3 separate regions of the Homo sapiens genome follow, and all the other regions are linked to region 1. A link is a loop called in an ENCODE intact Hi-C map of the cell type or tissue named here. Cell type or tissue: PC-9. All regions are shown on one strand.

Region 1 (5,000 bases):
CAAAGGCAGGTAATGCCATGTTGAATTTTCTCAGCTATCAGAAAAATTTGGCTTGAAAATCATATCTACCTATGAAAAGTCGTCTGAAACTCATTCTAGTTGATCCCGTTCGCACAACATTCAGGGCTTTCTTGCAGTTATTTCCTCTTACAGCACTTCCTGCAGACATTTCCAAGGAGGAATCCTTCACTCCACTCCAGTCTCTGCTCAATCGATGTCTCCTCCTAGGCCTGCCTTCGCCAATAGCAGCTCCATCACCTTTTGCCCTCTCCTTGCTTTGTTTTCCTTCATAGTACATATAAGTTCTCGATATTATAATGTTTAACTATTAGTTGATGGTAGTCTTCCTTATTAAAACATAAGCTTCATGAGGGTAGGGCTTCCTCTGTTTCATTCACTGTTATATCCTTTAGAATGCTACCTGGTGTCGGGTAAGGAATTGACTTTTTTTAACTGAATGAAATTCACATGTGGTTTCCAAAAGGAATGAAATGGCAAATGAGGAATTTTTCATGAATATCCTGGTCTACCTTAATGGTAAGTGGGAGAGGAAGAAAGACGCTAATTATAGAATACCTCAGATGGGTTCAGCCTCTTCCTCAGTCAGACCTTTCACCGGAATTGCTGGCAAGAAGCAAATGGACAGGTTTGGCACTCATCATTCTTCCTTACTCAATTTCTCTAGGGGAGGTGGGCAAGGGTTTTGTAAAGACTCATGGTAATCATGTGGTAACACAAAACTGAGTAAGAGCCCTGTCTAGCCCACCAGTGGGACACTCAGCCTTTGAGGGTCAAGAATGGTTTTGTCTGTTTTAGCTTGTCCTGTAAGTCATGAGCAAAGACACAAGTTGTGGTGCAAAGAAGAGAAAATACTTGCTTTATTTTGACCTAAAGGGCAAAACTGGCATCACAGAATGGCTGACGCCTACTGCTTAGGTCTATCCTGCAAAAAAGGGGCTATCACTGAGGGAGGAAGAGTTGTTCATCCTTCTCAGCATTCAAGCTGAGGGTAGTGTCAATCTAGAAATGTTGTAGAGGTGGTTACTGGCTGAGTGTAGGGGGTTCAGACTAGGGGAACTTTGTAGTCCTTTCTCATTTACTGATTCTATGAATTTGAGTCATCTCTGAGCTAACAAATTGTTTACTTAGAAAGTCAACAGAGAGAAAAAGGGACATGGGATCATCAAGCACCCAGATGGAATGCAATAAACTCTCATACTGGTTTATTTAAGACAACTTCCTCTTGTCTTAGCCAAGAAATAATCTGTGGATCATCCTCAGTTTGTAACTGCCTTCAGAGTGATCTATGTTTTCTGGGAGAGAGAAAGCTTAACCCCAATCCCCCAGGACTGCAGGGATCCCTGCAGGTAGAGGGGGGACAGTCTGCCAAACACAGAACCCCTCTGAGAGAAGAACAAAGGGCAGAGCTGAAATTCCAGCAGTCATCTCTCCTTAAAGGTTGCCCTTGTTGCCTCCATTCATGGAGGAGAGAGTTGGCCCCATTCACTCAGCAGCACAAGTCTGATTCTCCTGATAGTGTGGTGAGTAGACAGTGCAGAGGGCCTGGGAGACAGAAGACCCAGGTTCTATTCCCAGTTCCACCTCTAATTCACTTTATGACCTTGGTCATGTTGCTTGACCTCTCTGGGCCTCAAATTCTTTTCCAGAAAATGAGAAGATTGATTTAAATGATCTCTAAGGCTCCTTTGTGTGTATGTGAAAATATGACTGGGGGATTCAGGGAAGGCTGGGTACTTGTTCCCTTTTAGAGCTGTCTCTGAAACGCAGCTTAGCATTTGGCACTGGGGGTGGGAAACAAAACAGAGAATCAGCCTTGAGATGTGACAGACCTGTGGGCTGCCTGTCCTGTCTCCTTCACAGGGCTCTGGGGCGTCTCACATTTCCTAGAGTGTAGCTGCCTCATGGAAGAGGGCAGAAGGCCTGGTGACAAAGCAGCAGATCTTGTCAGCTGACTCCCCTGCCTTCCATCCCCCCACTGACCTCGGAGTGGTGAGTCACGCTTCGTCACCCAGGGTTACTGGCAGCAGGCCCCACACAACTTCTTCAGCTTGTCAACACCCAGGATAGAATAAATCATCAGAGACCCATTTTTAGCCAAGAGTGAAAAATGAAGTCACCAGGAAAAGCAATAGAAGATGCCAATTAGGAATGCAAATAGGAAGCGAGGGTTTGTTGAAGGACAGGGTTATCTTCGCAGGGAGCCAATCCCCGGAAGGCTGCAGGCTTCTGGATTTGCAGTCTGAGTTTGCAGCATCTGGTGAGGAGGGCTCTGGGAAGAGGCCCACAGCTGGGTGGGAGTGACCACAACACTTCCTGCCCTCTTCCACTTTCAAAACCACATCAGCCAGGCTGAGGGATCTTAGCTTCTTCTTGCTCCAGGAAGTGGGTCTTAGAATTATCACATCACAGGGAATTAGGAGGGAGATGCTGAATTCTCTAATCTAGTGACTTTCCTGTCTTTTGTTCTGTTTTATTTTAGGAGCAGGACAAACAGGGAGGGGAGGGTTTGCAGCCTGCAGGCTGAGCCTCCCTCTCTTTTTCTTCCCTACTCTGGGCTAGACTAATTTGTCTCAAAGGCTCTTCCGCTTTTACCATTCTGTAGTTCATTGTCAGATTTCAAAATAACACATTCCAGCAGTGTTGAGCATGTGGGCAAATTCTGATGAAATAATACCATTTCAGTAAAAAGAAAAAAACCCGGTTCTGTCACTTTTATTAGCTATGGGATCATAGTTAAACCTCAATTTCCTTATCTGTAAAATGAAGAAAATAAAAGTACCTATCTCAGAAGGTCTTTGGGAAGATTGAATTAAGATAATAAAGGTCAACTCTTGCTCAACACAGTCCTATCCATAAACATAGGCAATAGTGTTGCTGAATAGAAAATAAAAGCTGGTGGGACCCACGGTCTCCTAGGGAGACAGTAGGAGCCGGGTGCTGCTCCAAAGTCTGGGGGCCCATTCTATGCTCTGTGGGTCTCCTGAAGGGACTCAGTGAATTCTCGGAGGAGACACCTTGCAACACGTTCCTGTGCAAATCCTGCAGGAAATCTAGGGGTTTCTCCCTGGACTTGGTTGGCTTTAACCCCTTCTCCTGGCCTCGTGTATGCCCCACTTCAGGAGGGAGGACAGCTTCAGTAAATGCACTAGGATCCAGAGAGGTAAGTAGCAACTTGTTTATGCAGCCATTCATTTATTCACTCATTCATCCAGCAAAGACTCTGTACCCATCTATACGTGGCAGTGCAGCCAAGGCTGGGAGGATTCAGAGATGACTGAGCCTGGGTCTTTCTCTTAGCAGCTGTGGGGAGGGGCCAGCTTCCTCGGGGCTCAGCTTTTTTCTCAACTCCCACCTTGTCTCCTCCCTCTCCTGCCCATTAGTCTTGGGCTCTGGTGATTTTAACTTGAAAATGACCCTTATATTCATGGGCCTCTTCCTCCTAGGCTGCTACTTGAAACCCCAGAAGTGGGTGAGATTGCCAAAGGACAGAATATCCGGAAAAGAGAATTTACATCAGTGTGAAATCTTGGGAAATGTGTACATATGAAAGAAGGATGTAGAAAAAAAAAAAAAGGCTTTGGAGGGGGCAGGCACTGGTGGATGTCCAGGTGTTACACAGGGGGTGGGGGAGCCCAGCTAAGGCTGCTGGATGATGAGTAGCCTGGGGAGCAGCACACAGGAGCAGGTAGGTTTGTGCTTTTAAGAAAAGCGGACTGTCTAAGCAGGTAGTCAGCCTCAGGCTGCAGATAGGACAGTGGACAGGGTTCGGTGGCCAGAAATTCTCGGGGCTGGATGATTCTCAGAAGTCCAAAGCTGGGGAGCAGCATCAGATTTCAGGCTTCTGCCTCTGGCCAGACCCCAGTCCCGGCAATGAGGCGGAGTTCTGCCAAGAACAAGGCAGTTTCTAGTTCTAAAGTGGTGGAACAGGATAAGGATTCAATTTCCCACACTGGGCATTCGGTTAGGGCCAGCCCAGCAGGGAGGGGGTTGGCCTGCAGGCACAGATCTGGTGGCCTCAGCTGGGGGAGAACAGGTCTGGCAGGGGTTGGGAACTAGGCTGGGCTGATGTTCCCAGAGAAAGGTAAACACAAGGAAGTACGTCTGAGGTAGAATTGATTAACTGGGTTGTTGGGCTAGATTGATTGGAAGATTGTGACCTTTGCCTTTGATATCATCGTGGGCCAACCACAGGGAGTATCTTCTCCTCATTCAGACACAAGTGCATAGACTATAGGCCCATCAAACAATATTTTACAATTGACAGATGTCTATGTCTGTGATTCATCTGGTCCTCATCCCAACCTTGTGCACGAGGAAGGGGACGTCACATTTTCTCCATTTTGCAGATTAAGAAACTGGGTCACAGTCAGAGAGGGGAACTTGCCTGAGAAGGCAGCTGTAGGCCAGGAGCCAGGATGGGCATTCAGGGCCAGGCTCAGGCTACAGTTCCCTGGGGCCTCTCCGGTCTTTTTTTTTATTTTGGCAAAAGGAGGATAGTGGTTGAAGGTAGACTTCAGGTCCTGCCCCTTCCCGACTTGCGTGATCTGGGGCAAGTTGCTTACCCTCTCAAAGCTTCCATTTCCTCATTTTTAAAGCTAATTAATTAATTAGTTAATTAAACACATAAAATTGACATGTAATAATTGTACATATTTATTGGGGACACAGGAGTATTTTGTACATATATACAATGTATACTGATCAAATCAGAGTAATTAGCATATCCATCACCTCAAAGATTATCATTTTTTTGTGTTAGGAACATTCAAAATTCTTTCTTCTAGCTATCTGAAAATACACCATAGATTTTTATTAACTACAGTCACCCTACAGTGCTGTAGAACACCAGAACTTACCCTTCTAACTATCTGTAATTTTGTGTCCATTAACCAAACTTTCCCTATTTTCCCCTTCCTCCTACTCTTCCTACCCTCAGAGAACCACAGTTCTACTTTCTACTTCTATGAGCTCAATGTTTT
Region 2 (5,000 bases), 420 kb before region 1:
ACCTCAGCCCTGGAGGCTGAGGCTACAGTGAGCTGTGGTTGCACCACTGCACCCCAGCCTGGGTGACAAAGTGAGTTCCTGTCTAAAAAAAAAAAAAAGAAAAGAAAAGAAAAGAAATATTGAGGTTAGAAGGCAAAAAAACTTGGCAAAAGTCACACGGTTTATAGATGGCAGAGCTAGGAGTGAAACCCAGGCAGTCTGTGATAGTGTAGATGCAGACCTTATACTTTAATATTTCATCAGTTTTCCATACATTTGCAAAATATCAATAATGAATTAAGTTAAAATAGTAGCCCAAACTTGTAACACTGGAATACCATTCATTATCATGCTGGTATGTAATGCCATTCGTGCATGCTGGTATGTAATGCCATTCGTGCTTGACAAATAAAAAAAATACAGTTTTTCTTTTTTTTTGAGACAAGGTCTGTCTGTGTTACTCAGGCTGGAGTGCAGTGGTGTGATCACAGCTCAATGCAACCTCAACCTCCAGGGTTCAAACAGTCCTCCCATCTCGGCCTCCCGAGTACCTGGGACTACAAGTGCATACCACTGCACTGGCTATTTGATTTTTATTTTTAATTAATTAATTAATTAATTTTTTTGAGACAGAGTCTTGCCCTGTCTCCCAGGCTGGAGTGCAGTGGCGCCATCTCGACTCACTGCAACCTCCGCCTCCTAGGTTCAAGTGATTCTCCTGCCTTAGCCTCCTGAGTAGCTGGGATTACTTGCTTCAGCCTCCAGAATAGCTGGGATTACAGGCACAGGCCACCACGCCCGGCTTTTTTTTTTTTCCTAGCTCTGTCGCTCAGGCTGGAGTGCAGTGGCGCGACCTCGGCTCACTGCAAGCTCTGCGTCCCGGGTTCACGCCATTCTCCTGCCTCAGCCTCCCGAGTAGCTGGGACTACAGGCGCCCGCCATCACGCCTGGCTAATTTTTGTATTTTTAGCAGAGACGGAGTTTCACCATGTCGGCCAGGCTGGTCTCAAACTCCTGACCTCAAGTGATCTGCGGACCTTGGCCTCCCAAAGTGCTGGGATTACAGCTGTGAGCCCCGTGGCTGGCCAAAATAAATACATTTTAAAAATTAAAAAAAAAAATACAGTCTTTATAAATGTAATTTTCAGTAATCATCTTAGTAATGCAAAATATGGCTTTGGAGTTTTTTCCAGTTGAATTTTAAGGGAAAGTGCCATTTGCCTCTAATCACTGGAATTCATTATAAAAATACTGTGCAACAGAAAACATGCTATAAGGTGGTTTAAGAGCTGGAAAATAAAAATATCATTTGTTGACAGCACTACCACAAGAGATTAGTAAAAAGCACAGGTGATATGAGATGTAATGTCTGCAGGTAACTATTTCCTAAGACTGAATATTTTAATGAAGGAAAAAAAAACCATTCGTGAGATTCTGCCATCCTTTGATGATTCCATGTATCTCATTATAAATGGATACAATTATGATGGTTTTGAAACGTCCGTTTTTGAGCCTATTAATGTTGCAGCAAAACTAGAATCATTCATTTCTCAAACTGAGAATTAAAGAAGACTCTTATGGCCAGGCTCGGTGGCTCCCACCTGTAATCCCAGCACTTTGGGAGGCTGGCGGGCGGATCACCTGAGGTTGGGAGTTCGAGACCAGCCTAACCAACATGGTGAGACCCCGTCTCTATTAAAAATACAAAAAATTTGCTGGGCGTGGTGGTGCATGCCTGTAATCTCAGCAACTTGGGAGGCTGAGGCAGGAGAATCGCTTGAACCTGGGAGGCAGAGGTTGCGGTGAGTCGAGATCACACCATTGCACCCCAGCCTGGGCAACGAGAGCGAAACTCCGTCTCAAAAAAAAAAAAATTCTCTTCACTTATGTTAATGGTAATAAATGGTATAAAATATACAGGTAACAGTATAGGAATTCCAGTTTATTACAGTATCAATAACATTAAGGCCGAGCGCAGTGGCTCACGCCTGTAATCCCAGCACTTGTGGGAGGCCGAGGCGGGAGGATCGCTTGAGTTGGAGGTTACAGTGAGCTATGATCACACCACTGCACTTCAGCCTGGCGAGACAGCGGATACCTTGTCTTTAGAAAGCAAAACAAAACAATTTACACACACACACACACACACACACTCTCCCTAATTCGGCTTGAGTTGGAGGTTACAGTGAGCTATGATCACACCACTGCACTTCAGCCTGGCGAGACAGCGGAGACCTTGTCTTTAGAAAGCAAAACAAAACAATTTACACATACACACACACACACACGCACACACACACTCTCCCTAATTCGGCCTACTCAAGCACGATACCAAATAGATGAAGAATATCTAATTAAATGGCCATAAAAAGTTCTAGTTCATGACATCCAAGTTTAAAGAATCAAAATGAGTTACGAGAAAACAAACACAAGCTTTAAGAAGTTGGGGAGAAGATGTGCGTGGATTCGCTTCAAAGATGTGACAGAGAGAAAAGAGGACATTTTCTGGACTGGAGATTCAAGACAGTCTGGTTCAGGTTGCATGCTTTTGCAAAGGCTAAAGCCTTAGTCTGTGACATAAATTTGTAAAGAGCTCGGAAAATTACATCTCGGACATGGTGTCTTTTTTTCCTGCTGCTTGAAGGTCTTTGCATTTATGTTCGCATCACTGGGGCAGCTGCCGCTATAATTACTGCTTGTTGGGACTTTTTGTTTACTTGGTAGCTGTGGTGCACCAAGAGAGGCAGAAAAAGAAGAAAAAAAACCTCTGTTACTTGTGACGTTAAGAAGTCGAAAGCAGCCCTGCTTACATCTTCCACGGACCATTTTAGCCCAAGGGAAGGTCCTCAGCAGCTCTAACACGTAGCGGAGCACTATCTCCGCGTAGGAGCGCTCCCGCCCCGGGGCGGGACCAGGACAAACCCCGCCTCCCAAGCCCAATCCCAGCTCTCCGCCGGCGGACAGGAAGCGGCGGCAGGCCTAGCAGCACGGGAACCGTCCCCCGCGCGCATGCGCGCGCCCCTGAAGCGCCTGGGGGACGGGTAGGGGCGGGAGGTAGGGGCGCGGCTCCGCGTGCCAGTTGGGTGCCCGCGCGTCACGTGGTGAGGAAGGAGGCGGAGGTCTGAGTTTCGAAGGAGGGGGGGAGAGAAGAGGGAACGAGCAAGGGAAGGAAAGCGGGGAAAGGAGGAAGGAAACGAACGAGGGGGAGGGAGGTCCCTGTTTTGGAGGAGCTAGGAGCGTTGCCGGCCCCTGAAGTGGAGCGAGAGGGAGGTGCTTCGCCGTTTCTCCTGCCAGGGGAGGTCCCGGCTTCCCGTGGAGGCTCCGGACCAAGCCCCTTCAGCTTCTCCCTCCGGATCGATGTGCTGCTGTTAACCCGTGAGGAGGCGGCGGCGGCGGCAGCGGCAGCGGAAGATGGTGTTGCTGAGAGTGTTAATTCTGCTCCTCTCCTGGGCGGCGGGGATGGGAGGTGAGGCACGACTGCGAGCGCCGGGGGCGCCGCGACCACGGCGGAGCGGCGGCCGGGCCGAGCGGAGCCCAGTCGCGCCTCGCGGCGTGCGCGTCAGTCAGCCCAGCCGGCCAGCGGCGCCACTCTGGCGGGCCGCGCTCCCCGCTCCCTATTGTCCCCCGCGCCCCGACCGCTTTCCCTTCGGTGGCGGGCCGAGGAGGCTCCCAAGCCTCCGGCGAGGCCTTCCCCGCCCCCCACCGCCCTGGCGGCCCCGGGAGGCGGGGGTCGCCTCCCAGAGAAGCGAAGTCGGGGCATCCGCGTCGCCTGGTGAGAGCGGTGGAACCCAGGCTGGTGGCTGCATCCCTCCAGTCTGCTCGGCGGGCGCCGGTGCAGGCAGCCGCAGCGAGGCTGGCGGTCTCGCCGTCCTCGTTCAGCGCTCATCCTGCTCACCATTCCTCCCCCAGCCCCTGCCCGGTGGCGGATTCCGAAGTCCTCTCCGCCGCCGAGACCCGCCGCGCAGACTCGTGGGAAGTTGTGTTGTTTGCAGCTGGGCTCGTGTATTGTTCTTTACCCGGCGCGCCGGTCCTGACCGACCCCATTCTGCAGAGGGGCCGCCCGTGGAGTGGCAGCAGTCATCACCCGCTTATCTGAGACTAGTGGCCTCGGTTCTTCCTGTGTCCTGTGTTTGGAGAGAGATCACAGGAGGGTGTGTTGGTGTTCTTGAAAACATTCTGTCGCCCAGGGGAAAGGGTTTGGTCGGGAGAAGGGTAAACCATTTGGGGATGTTCTTTGATTTGTAGGCTGGATTGGGTCTCTTAGAGTAGAAGTTCGGTCCCTGGGTGACCCAACTTGAAGAGTTTCGTTAAACTTTCAGGTGGAGTAGATGTACAGTGTAGTTAGTGGATTGTCAAAACAGTGCCCCCTCCCCCCTGCACATGAAAGTCAAATTTGCTAAAAGCATGTCATTTCTTGTTTCGGGTTTTGAAGACAACGATTTTTATTTCCGGTGTGTTCTAGGACCAGCTGCATCATTTTATTCTTGCTTAAAGTGCTTTATTTTAGGTAAGCTTTTTGACTTGCCCCAGAGTAAACTTAAAAACCTCAAGGTGTGCCTAAAAGCAACGATTGAAAAAATTTGAGGAATGCTTTGGATGAGTGTCTGTAGCCTTTGATAATTTAGAAAATATCTATTTCATGTAATGTATTGTTTCTGTTTTTTTCTTTGCCACTTTGACTTATGACTGCAGGACCAAGTGTATTTCTGTCCTGTATTCTACCGAGTCCGAGGGTGGTACTGCGTAGGCAGACTTCTGTTATAGTTTGTAGTGTTCATTTTTTTGTTACACGTTTTATTTAATTTTTTTCAATCCAATTCATCAAGCAAGACACACATTATAGATTAAGAGCTGATAATAGATGTTTAGTTTTAAAAAGGATTATGTGCGGGAGACTCTCTGTTAGAGGAGCCTTTTTCATCTGACATTTGTTATTTCTGTTCTAAACGTGGCTTTCAACAAATCGTTTTCCTATCTTTTTTCACTTTTTGTGATTAAATTCAGGAGTTAAGACACTGTTC
Region 3 (5,000 bases), 220 kb before region 1:
TCCAGCCCTAAGGGACAGCCAGTGGAGGGACCCTTTGGCCCGAAAGATCCTGCCCTCACACCAACTACTCTTCAGATGCTGTGCGCACCCACAAGAAATTTCTGTCATTCCTAGACCTGCTTGACTCAAGGGAGGGAAACCTGACTGGAGAGCAAAAGTTCCGATACACAGAGAAATCCTGTGCCTCAAAAATAAGCTGCCTGGGAGTTTGAACTCACGACTGAGAGTCAGGTGGCCCTGTTCCAGGTCTCCTTACAGCTGCACAGCTGTGGGCACCCCACGCGAGTTTTGCTTTGCTCCTCTTTAGAATGGGATAATAACCAGCCCTGCCATCCTCGCCTGGCTGTTGGGAGAACCACAAGGAGCTGATGGCTGCATCGAATGTTTTGTGTAAAATGCTCCCTAAAAGCAAAGTGGTGGTGACGGCCTGTTTACATTCTCCAGATACAAATATCTGCCTGGTAATAGTCAAACAGCACATCAGATTTCTTCTCCCAGCACTGGAGAGGCTGTGCGATGAAACAGTGAGATGCTAAAGCACTCCCGAGCTGTTTTAGGGATTAGGCAGAAATGTTAATGGCAACAGATGTCGGCTTGTTCCCTCCAGGAGGATTTAGGTTTCAGTGGAGTATTTCTCTGCTGGCCTCAGCCTAAGACGTGGTCACAGCCCTTTCTACAATCTTCCATTCAATCCAGAGAGCTGCTGGGCCCACTTTCTGCCCTGTGGTTAAAAATCTGGCTGGGAAACACTGGAAGCTGAATCTTGTCTTGGGAGTGCCTCAGGGTGAATATCATGTCCTATCAGATCAGCTGATTCAAATCTTAGAAGAAATGAAATGCAGTCTAGAATCCAGTTTTTTCATGGGGGCCGTGAACAGAGATGAAAGAACTGGGTTCTAGGATGTGTTTGGAGATGCCTGACGTCCCTGTACAGTGAGATCCGGGTGGCCCAGGTAAACTGCGTGTGGCCTTGCAGATCTAACATTCTAGGGGAGCATGAAAATGGACAGAGAGGCCAACCCAAGGATCGTTTCAGAAATGGTCGAGGTTTCTCCTCCTAGCCCTTGGCGGCAAGGTGGCCACACTCTTGGGACAGGAGAAAGGCTGTGTCAACGTTGCTGTCTGGAGCCTGCACAGTTTCAGAAACACCGCAACAGCAGAGCTGAAGCACCTCCAGGAAAGAAGCCAAGGGGACTTCTGAGCCCTTTGGACAGGGGACTGCATCCTGCCCTTCTGAAGGCTCCCCAGCTCCACACTCACCTTTGAAGGGGGACTGGGCTCGCGTTACGAGGAAGAGCCTCTTGCTCTTGCTCCGCGGCTCCTGGCGGACGTGGTAGCCCAGCGTGTTGCAGCGGCCCTTCTTGCAGCTCAGGCACAGGCCCTGGCTGAAGCTGTTCATGTCACCACACGGGTAGGCCATGCTCTGCGTGCCGGCGTGCAGCAAGGAGTCGATGAAAAGGTGCACCGATCGCTCGTGGGAGCATTTTATGGTCTGGGTGATGGCTGGAACACAGGGCAAGAAGGACGTTATCACCCCTTAACCCAAAGCAGCCTCAACTCAGAGGATCACCTTGGTTCTCATCCCACAGGAGGTTAGCAGTAGCACACAGAACAGGCAAGGGTGGGCTTGTCAAGGCAGACCCCTTGACAAGAGCAGGATGTGACAACTGACTGAAACTAAGGGAAGTAGACCCTCTGAGTCATGTAGTGTCAGGCAAAATCCCGGGCACTGCCGGGATCCTGAGAGCACTCCTTTATGACAGCGTGTTACAGTAGGCATTTTAATAGGCACCCAAGTCACTAAGGAAAGATCAAATTCATTAAGAGAGCAGGTTAGTGTAATTTATTATAGAAATATTTCTATCTCAAATGAGATAATTTAAAATGCCCAGGTGCTGATGCCTGGAGGGTGGGTTTTCTGGAACAGGCTTGCGTGGGACTCCTCTTCTCTTAATATAACTAGATACACGAGACAATCCCGTGGCACTCTGATGGTCTGGAGAACGCTGAGGCCTCTCGACAATGTCTACCTTGTGTCCCAAAGCAGCCATTGCATCCCTTAGGTAACAGGCCTGTGAAACCAGCACAAGAATTGGATTTGGAAGGACATTGCCCAGTAACCAGATCTGGACAGGCCTCACCCCCAAAACAAGCTTATGAGGTTGATCTACTAAGGATTTGACCTTTTTTTTTTTTTTTTAACTCTCCAAATTTTAACCTAATCTGTGGTAAATAATTCTCAAGGGATGTTGAGGAACCACCACAAGATATGTGAAACACTTGCTGTAAAGGGACAGCACAGGTGACTTTGCCAAAAGCTATTTCCCCAGTTGTCTGGAGGCTAAATGCCAAGATTAGTCACTGCAGTCCTTGGACGCTAGCGGCTGCATTCCTTGGGCACCTACTAGGAGGCTGTGTATGCTGCGTGCCCTCCGCTCCTCCACTGCCTGCATCTTCACTGCAGCTCCTTGAGGCCGCTGTTTTCGACGAGAAAACTGAGCTTCCAAGACATCCACTAACTCACCCAAGCTCATCCACCCAGGAGGTAGTGAAGGTGAATCTGCAGTTATCCAGTGAGCCCCTGTGCAGCTGTGGCTGGGAGAACTACCCCAGGAACCCTTTCAAACACAGGGGTGAAGACGACTGAGAAAAACCAGCCCAAGCTTGGGCAAGCTGAATACCTACATTTGGTTCCGTCACTTTGAAGTTTAGCACAAAAGAGCAAATGGTAATGATTGGTCAGAAATGTGTTTACCAGGAAAATAAAGCCCATACACCATCCTGATGGTCTGTACTGAGCTTTGTTGGGTGGGGTGAAGTTTGGGATGAGGGCTGGATGGTCAGCTGGGAACTGCTGGTGGCTGGAGGGGAGGTGTTGGAGTGGGGGAGGTGGGAGGGATGTAAGCAATGATAAGGGCAAGTTCCCAGAAGGCTCTCTCAGGCCTGGGCGGTGGAAGGCTGGGAGTCCAGCCAAAATGAGATGATGCGGAGTGTGAAGGTCACTCTGATATTGGAGAGGCGAGGATGGTGTCATCACAAGAGAGTGTGTTCTCAGCTGAGTGTTGGATGATCAGGGTGAGGTGGCTTGTAGGGGTGGAGGGCTCTACTTGGCTTGGAGTGATTGGCATGTCTTAATCAGGGTGATATTTTATAATAGCAAGAAATTTGGAATGCCCGTGGAATGTGCTGCTTCTGCTGACATTTTTGTTCTTTAATCCTGTGCATATTATCAATGTGCATGTTAATATTTCGGTTTTAGGACTTGAGAGAGAAGTGGGATCACAACCCAGATAACAGCACATTCCGTGTCTGCCCTGAGGTAAAGGGCATAACAAGGACATATTTGAAGCTGAATTTCCCATTGGGACAGTCTGAGTAATTTCCTCAATTAAACTGATGGGGTGGGATGAAGAGTGAGACCTTCATCGAGAAGCCACAACCTATTAAGTGGATCCTCATGTGGTTCAGAATAGAGGCGGTCCCTGGAACGAGGAAACTTCCAGAGAAGGAAGAATAACCACAGGCATCCGGACTCAACTCTCAGAAGAGCTGGTACCCCGGGAGAGGGTTTGCCTGGGCACATGGGGCTGGAGTGAGAAGTGGAGGTTCCTGTTGGTGCCCTCTGTTCATCCTCAGGGCGTGGCGTTGGCCTGTTGCCAGGAGTGGCCTGCTGGGGGACAGGCACCCTTGCCCACTCCAGCATTCCTTCTCTCTGGGTGGGCTTGGTGACCATACACCCTGGGCCCCTATCCTTGCTGAACTCTTCCCTGAGTCCCGTATGTTGGTAGATTCCGCTGAATTCCAGAGGCCCCATTGAAATGTAGGCCGGTGCTCCCGGCCCATGACTTCATTCTCACCATTGAAGCCGTGCTGGGCAATATGTCTGTAGAGCTCTAGGAAGTGGCAGCCAGGCTGGAAGGAGCCCCCGTTGGGATAGAAGTCATAGTGTCCTATGGGCTGTTTGATGCCCACGCTCAGGCCCATGTGCTCCCGGGTAAAGGTATGAATGGCATCCACAAAATTGGCATCATCTGGAGAAAGACGATTGCTGGGGGCACTTCCCTCAAACAAAGGTCCCGCGGCATCCAGCCCTAATGGGAAAGCAGGGGTAAGGGTTACGCAGGAGCAAGGAGAGGGGAAGAGAGATGTGCTTTTTAGCTTTTGGATATTATTATACATCAGTGAACTAGCAGGAAGAAGAAACACGTAGGGCTGATCCTTCCCTAGAAAACCTCGCCGTAACCTTTTCTCAGTAAAACCACAGTAGTTCATGGTGCTAACAATGACACACAGGCTGGGCATTAGCTAGCGGGGAAAGAGGTTTGCGGAAACTCTCCAGTGGTAGACACAAGGTTATGATGCCTGAGGCCAGGAGGCCTGGGCAGCATAGTGAAACCCCATCTCTAAAATAAAAAAGAATACAAAAGTTATGTGGATGTGGTGGCCTGTGCCTGTAGTTTCAGCCACTCAGGAGGCTGTGGCAGGAGGGTTGCTTGAGCCCAGGAGTTTGAGGTAGCAGCGAATCATGACTGCACCACTGTGACCCAGTCTAGGCAACAGAGGGAGATCCTGTCTCAAAAAGAAAAAAAAAAAGGAATAAGGTTATGAGGGAATGCTTGATTTACTTGAGCAAATCAGTTTTGAGTACCTCTCAAGCTACTTTCAAGACCATCTGTTTGCATACAAAAAAAGCCAATATGCTCATTATAAGTAGTTCCAACCTACCTATCAAAGAATGAAATTTATTTGCCTGTATGTTGTCAATAATTTCCCTAAACAAGCTGATTTTTCTCCTAAGATGTCATTTCATTAGAACGTCCAGAACAGCCGCGGGACATTTCACTGTATGTGAAAATGTTGTGTGCAAGTAGGGGAGCTCAAAGCTCTGGGCCTCAAGTGACAGATGTCTGTGCATGAAGTAAGGTGGCACCTCCTGGCTGACTGTGGTTGGGGAGTATTTATGCGCTCCAAGTTTTTTTTCCCTGTCTTTCTTCCTCTGC

What was found. Peaks named below come from ENCODE experiments on the same cell type or tissue, not always from the same donor. Only the 100,000 strongest peaks of a DNase experiment are listed, where the experiment ranks them.
Region 2: it touches region 1 in a loop (9-fold over the local background); 19 of 110 quality-filtered maps call a loop at or near these places.
Region 3: a loop joins it to region 1, with 9 times the contacts of the local background. A loop is called at or near these places in 10 of 110 quality-filtered maps.

The regions. Positions count from the first base shown.
Region 1 is chr15:58,329,360-58,334,359 of GRCh38, reverse strand. No RefSeq gene overlaps it. Among named protein-coding and RNA genes, the nearest start is that of LIPC, 100 kb to the left of the region's middle. RefSeq lists enhancers at 1,836-2,130, 1,287-2,486. In PC-9, no CTCF peak of the experiment used is centred here; DNase peaks (open chromatin) are centred at 1,159, 2,069, 3,539, 4,099 and 1 weaker place; H3K4me3 peaks cover 2,380 bases; H3K27ac peaks cover 5,000 bases.
Region 2 is chr15:58,747,925-58,752,924 of GRCh38, reverse strand. ADAM10 (ADAM metallopeptidase domain 10) reads left to right here and starts at 3,218. Exons shown (of 16, transcript NM_001110.4): 1 at 3,218-3,445. The coding sequence starts at 3,391. RefSeq lists enhancers at 2,599-2,778, 3,869-3,998, 3,450-4,085 and silencers at 2,849-3,138, 3,469-3,758. In PC-9, no CTCF peak of the experiment used is centred here; a DNase peak (open chromatin) is centred at 3,024; H3K4me3 peaks cover 3,105 bases; H3K27ac peaks cover 2,822 bases.
Region 3 is chr15:58,544,833-58,549,832 of GRCh38, reverse strand. It overlaps LIPC (lipase C, hepatic type), which reads right to left. Exons shown (of 9, transcript NM_000236.3): 5 at 3,858-4,091; 6 at 1,261-1,503. Among named protein-coding and RNA genes, the nearest start is that of LIPC-AS1, 49 kb to the right of the region's middle. RefSeq lists an enhancer at 685-1,323. In PC-9, no CTCF peak of the experiment used is centred here; DNase peaks (open chromatin) are centred at 2,322 and 2,972; H3K4me3 peaks cover 432 bases; H3K27ac peaks cover 2,620 bases.